Linked DNA regions of Homo sapiens: region 2 is linked to region 1. A link is an interaction called in ENCODE POLR2A ChIA-PET data of the cell type or tissue named here. Cell type or tissue: MCF 10A. All regions are shown on one strand. Each heading gives the region's core, and the rest is flanking DNA. Links, peaks and the distances in the headings are about the cores only. Region 1 has its middle 100 kb from the start of MDFIC. Region 2 has its middle 32 kb from the start of MDFIC.

Region 1 (2,928 bases), core at 260-2,759:
AAGAAAAAAAGGCAAACTCAGCAAACCTAAGGCATTAGACAGAGAAGACATTCTTATGAAGACTATTTTTAACATTCTCTTAGTTTACATCTTCCTCATCTTTGAAGCTGACAGTATGTATAGGGTAAAAGTTCCTGAGTACAGAACAACACACAGAGTGTATCCTGAAGTGGCAGTTTCTAGCCAAGGAAAGGCTTCTGAGACAAAGGTAGTCCAGTTCTAAACAAACATAACTTTCCTCTTCCCAAATAAAAGGGTTCTTCAATAGCTGATGATATTCATTTTTTTAATGTTTAGTGACATCTTAATACCCTTATAAACACAGTCTCTATATTTGTGTCATTATTAGATATGTTTAGTGTCTTTTAATACTGGTGGGGTTATTCTATCCTATGTAGACCTAGAATTTCTAGCTGCAAATAATTTCAAATTTTTCATGACTACTTCCCAATTAACTCCAACTCACAGTGATCCTTTCAACTCATGTGGCATCTATTTTTGCCACCACTTTTTTTTTTTTTTTTTTTTTTGAGACGGAGTCGCACTGTTGCCCAGGCATGAGCGGAGTGGCACAATCTTCTCGGCTTTTTGCAACCTCCACCTCCTGAGTTTAAGTGATTCTCCTCCCTCGGCCCCCGCAGTAGCTGGGATTACAGGCGCCCACCACCATGCCTGGCTAATTTTTGTTTAGTAGAGACAGGGTTTCACCACGTTGGCCAGGCTGGTCTCGAACTCCTGACCTCTAGTGATCCACCCGCCTCGGCCTCCCAAAGTGCTGGGATTACAGGAGTGAGCCACCGCGGCCAGCCGCCACCACTCTTTTCATATTTATTTGAAATGATCTTGTGGTGTTGCTAGCTAACTTTTTGTGAACATGTGTGCTATCTACCTAATTAAATTGTAAGTGCCCTGAGGACAGAGAGCTGAGGGAATTTGAGGTGTCACCATAACTTACACATGAAGAACACTCCGTGAGAGTGTGCTGACATATAGGTGGGGATGGCTGAGTCAGCCCTCTAACCTGGGAGTGGGGATGGCTGGAGTGAATGAAAAGGATATCAAAACATGCAGAGAATGATTCCCTATCCTATTTAGGGTTTCCTTGGCTAAAAGCAAACCCAGGACAGGAGGCTGGAAGAGGAGGGAAGAGCAACTATGTAATGATCTACAGGAATTACTCCCGGCTGAAGAAATGGCATATGGAAAGAATGGCAGTTAAGAGGTACAAAGGGAGAAATATCTACTGTGTAACAGGTATAGTTGCAGCCAACCAACTGTTTTGGTGCCTTTTAGTGAGCTATATTAGTCTGTAAGGTAGGAAAAGGGCGGTACCCTAGAAGGAAAGGCTGACTTTAACACCAGGAATGCACAAACACATGCTGAGGTTGTGCAAGGAAAAAGCTGGAAATAGGCCAAGGAACTTCATTTATGCCAAGTCATTAGAAGACTCATCCTCTCAAGACACCCTTTATACTATATGCCAGGAATAGTATCTGTCCTTGCCTGGCCAGATGTCCAACTGGCTCCTTTAGCTTTTCTATTTCTGTTAGCTATATAGTGAAAGAGTTTTCCCTTTTAAAATCAGACTGTTGTGATTATAGACAGAGGCCGTGGGCAGATTTGCTAGTCGTTTGTCTACCAAAGGGTCTAGCCCTTCTATGCTGAAACGTTCTTCAAAGAATAAGTGAATGCATTACTGTTAGGGGAAAATATGCATTCACAGTTATAATTAAGATAATCTTTTAAATCATTTTCTGATGTGCAAGCTTGTTCTTTCCCACCTTCTCACACACACATCTATTTATATATGGCTTAGTGCTTATGCCATCATATATGTGTGCTGAAGGGTGATGCAGGTATTATATCTTGGAATTGAATAGTTCAGGTCCAAGCCTCAGTTTTATCATTTAGTATTCAGAAATAAATATATGCACATATGTGAGCATACATATGTTTACTTAGTATTTTGTAACTGTCCCCTAGTTATTAATTTGCTTTTCTACATGTAGAGTACTTTTAGAAAATATGAACTCGTGCATTTCCTACAACAGTTGAGTATATTATTATATACTGTTATATATAATATTTATATTGGTTGAGTATATAATAATGTATAAACATTATTATGGACTCAACTGTTGTAGTTTCCTACAAGAGTTGTAGCAAATAAGAGTTCATATTTTCAAAACTGTCTACATGCTAAAATAGAAATCTACACTGAAGCATGCCAACTGTTTAACTATGCAAATAAATGTCATAAAATAATTTAGAAGCCTAAATTAAGAATGTTGTATCTAAGTGAAACAACTGCGGGAACAGAGATCAACAGAAATTAATTACACCCAGGAAATTTGGACAGGACATCAACAAGAGCATGGACCATGAAATCTTCAGTGACCCAAACAGTTAAGAAATTGCAACCAAGAGCTATAACTTTCATCCAGAGAGACAGATGCTTTCACCAAGTGTGATAATTTTTTAATCCTCATATTCTGTCATGACTCAACCCATGTGGCTAGGGTGAGCAATGCTTACTGACTCACATACTAGTGTGATGGGGGTAGTTGTGGAGTAGTTACTATTCTTTCTGTGTGGATGGGTATTTCGAGATTTATGCAGCAGGTATGTAGAAAAAAAAGATAAACATGGGTATTGGTCAAGGCCATCATGCTACACAACTACGGGAAACACCATTTCTACTATCGTGTGTGTGTGTGTGTGTGTGTGTGTGTATATCTCCTTCTTCCTTAAATTTGGCCATGAAGAGCAACAAGGCTATATAAGGAGGCCTGACTTGGATTCTGGTTCTACCACTGCCACTTACCAGTTATATGAACTTGAACAAATCATCTCACCTTCCTGAACTCTAAGAACTCTAAGGTTTCTTGGTTTATTCTGTGTGCTGTGGAGTCGTTTGCCAATCTGGTG
Region 2 (2,928 bases), core at 277-2,776, 70 kb before region 1:
GTTATTTGCAAATACGACCCCATTTTATCCCATTTTATTTAAGGGACTTGAGCATTCAAGATTTGGGTATCCACAGGGATTCTAGAATGGATTCCCCTTAGATGCCAAGGACCAACTGTACTCACAAATAAATAGAACTGGGTAGCTGTAGTGCTTTAGGAATATGCTATAGTTCACTCACCCCAACAACTCAGCTCTACCTCATTGTCATTTTCTCTTGGCTGAAGCATCAGTTCCACAGAAAATGATTTATCACTTCACTATCAGCTTCATTTCTGATAAAACAACACTATGTTGCTCAAGGAGGAAACTTCTTATGTCCAGAACTAGCAAAAGGCAACAAAAAGACTGTCATTTCTCTAACATTGTCAATACCATAGATATATGCATACACTTTAAAAATAAAACATTCATAATAGATAATTTCTCAGTCTTTTACCAGACAGGCGCCCTGTGTGTGTGCGTGTGTGTGCGTGTGTGTGCACACACATTGTAGTGTGTTAACTATGTGTAATTCATAATAATTAGTCAAGTTTTCTTTTCTCTTTGACCACATGTATATGTGTGTGTATTTATGTATATGTATATATGTATGTATATATATATACACATACCTGCATCTCCTGATGCATATCTGCATCTCCTGATGCATCTCCTGATGCAGACCTCCTGATGTCTGCATCTGCACACATCTGTGTGTGTGTGCGTGCACACACATTGTAGTGTGTTAACTATGTGTAATTCATAATAATTAGTCAAGTTTTCTCTTTGACCACATGTATAAGTGTGTGTATTTATGTATATGTATATATATATACACATACCTGCATCTCCCTACATACAAGTTATTTTTCTCTTTCTCTTCCTTCCTTTTCTCCATCTCTTTCCAAAAAATTTTGAGAAGCCGCCCTAAAAGTCTGGCTTCCAGGTGTAAATAATCTCCCCGAGGACTCAAAACTTAATGATAGTAACTGCAATTATGCATCAAACTAAGAAAAAAATGTGTAATAAAGAAATAATCAAAGGAAATAATTAAAGAGAATTAATTACGTATGACTGGGGAAGAGTGGGAGGTGGCCTAAGTCTAAGTAAAGTCCTTACTTTCCCCAGTTAGGAATTGTGAACACAGAGCGTATACCTTATGTAACTAAACATCTGAAAATATATGAAATCCCTTATTGCATGAAACCCCATAATCTCCTTCTACTATTTTCTTCCCCCTCAGTGAATAGTCAGGGAAGAGTAGTAAGGGCTGGAAAAAAACAGAATCAAGTAATCCATGATTGCCTATAAGTCAACCCTCAAAAGTATGCTTGTATACCTGGACAACAAGGATGGTGACATCACAAAAATTAATAAAGTCACCATTCTCATTATAAAAGACAATCACATTTCAGAGTAAGAAGCAAAGTTAACAGGGCATCACGGTACAAAGCTCCTCACTTGTTGGTAACCCACTAAGAGAAAAACACTTTAAAGAAGCGCATAGAGTTGATCAACCTAAGTGGATGTGAGTCACTGTTTCCCAGTCATCTTGACTTTAACCTATGACTCATCAAGCTCCATACTGTCCTGTCTTCCTTCAAGTGCTTTGTGAATCAACACAGTTGTTTTTTCTTTTTTTCATTCTCCCCACTAACACCACATTCCAAGAACTCATTACTCCATACTTGGATTGCTATGATAGATTCTCCACTAGTTTTCCTGGCTCTGCTTTTCTCTTTTAATCAATTATAGATACTACCTAAATATGGTTTAATTCTTCCTGAAACTTTGAATTATTATTTGTGACTTTTCTAATATTTTATTTTTAACAGCTTTATTCACGATAAAAGTCAAGGCCAGGCACGGTGGCTCATGCCTGTAATCCCGGCACTTTGGGAGGTTGCGGTGGGAGGATCACTTGAAGCCAGGAGTTTGAGACCAGCCTAGACAACATAGTAAGGCCTGGTGCCTACAAAAAAAAAAAAGAAAAAAAAAAAAAGCCAGAAAAAAAATAGCCAGGCATGGTGGTGGCCTCTTGCATTTCTAGCTACTCAGGAGGCTGAAGCAGCGAACCCAGGGGTTTGAGGTCACAGTGAACTCTGTTAGCATCACTGCACTCCAGCCTGAGTGACAGAGCAAAACTGTTAAGGAAGGAAGGAAGGAAGGAAGGAAGGAAGGAAGGAAGGAAGGAAGGAAGGAAGGAAGGAAGGAAGGAAGGAATCAAAATCCACAATCTGTCAAAATCTAAGAAGGAAGGAAGGAAGGAAGAAAGGAAGGAAGGAAGGAAGGAAGGAAGGAAGGAAGGAAGGAATCAAAATCCACAATCTGTCAAAATCTAAGAAGGAAGGAAGGAAGGAAGGAAGGAAGGAAGGAAGGAAGGAAGGAAGGAAGGAAGGAAGGAAAGGAAGGGAGGGAGGGAGAAAGAAAGAAAGAAAGAAAGAAAGAAAGAAAGAGAGAGAGAGAGAGAGAGAAAGAAAGAAAGAAAGAAAGAAAGAAAGAAAGAAAGAAAGAAAGAAAGAAAGAAAGAAAGGAAAAGAAAAGAAAGAAAGGGACAAAGAAAAGAAAGATCAAAACCCACAACCTGTCAAAATCTCCAATCTCGCTGGGTTTCTCCAGCCTAAGGGGGTGGTCCCCACCATTCCTCTGGCACTCCATCTTCACTCCTGGGTTGTACCCAGACTTGTGACATACGTCTGCATAATAGGTTATATTTCTTCTCGTCGCCTTTCCAAACTCTGACTATCCTACTATTTTCAAAAATCCTTGTAGCTCACGTAGAAGTTTCCATTTTCAGAATCATATATCTCCGGGCAAGGTGTTGTATTTGAACGCTGAGGTTAAGACAAGATTATTAATGACCATAATGACCATAGTGTTCAGAAAGCTCTTTCCTAAACATTTGAGACTGTAAATAGGTTTCAGATGATGGGCAGAATTTGGACA

What was found. Peaks named below come from ENCODE experiments on the same cell type or tissue, not always from the same donor. Only the 100,000 strongest peaks of a DNase experiment are listed, where the experiment ranks them.
Region 2: POLR2A ChIA-PET joins it to region 1 with 5 read pairs; 5 of 35 experiments call an interaction of 5 or more read pairs at or near these places.

What each region holds. Positions count from the first base shown.
Region 1 is chr7:114,818,292-114,821,219 of GRCh38, reverse strand. No RefSeq gene overlaps it. Among named protein-coding and RNA genes, the nearest start is that of MDFIC, 100 kb to the left of the region's middle. In MCF 10A, for the core only: no CTCF peak of the experiment used is centred there; DNase peaks (open chromatin) are centred at 1,399 and 2,529.
Region 2 is chr7:114,888,446-114,891,373 of GRCh38, reverse strand. No RefSeq gene overlaps it. Among named protein-coding and RNA genes, the nearest start is that of MDFIC, 32 kb to the left of the region's middle. In MCF 10A, for the core only: no CTCF peak of the experiment used is centred there; a DNase peak (open chromatin) is centred at 1,543.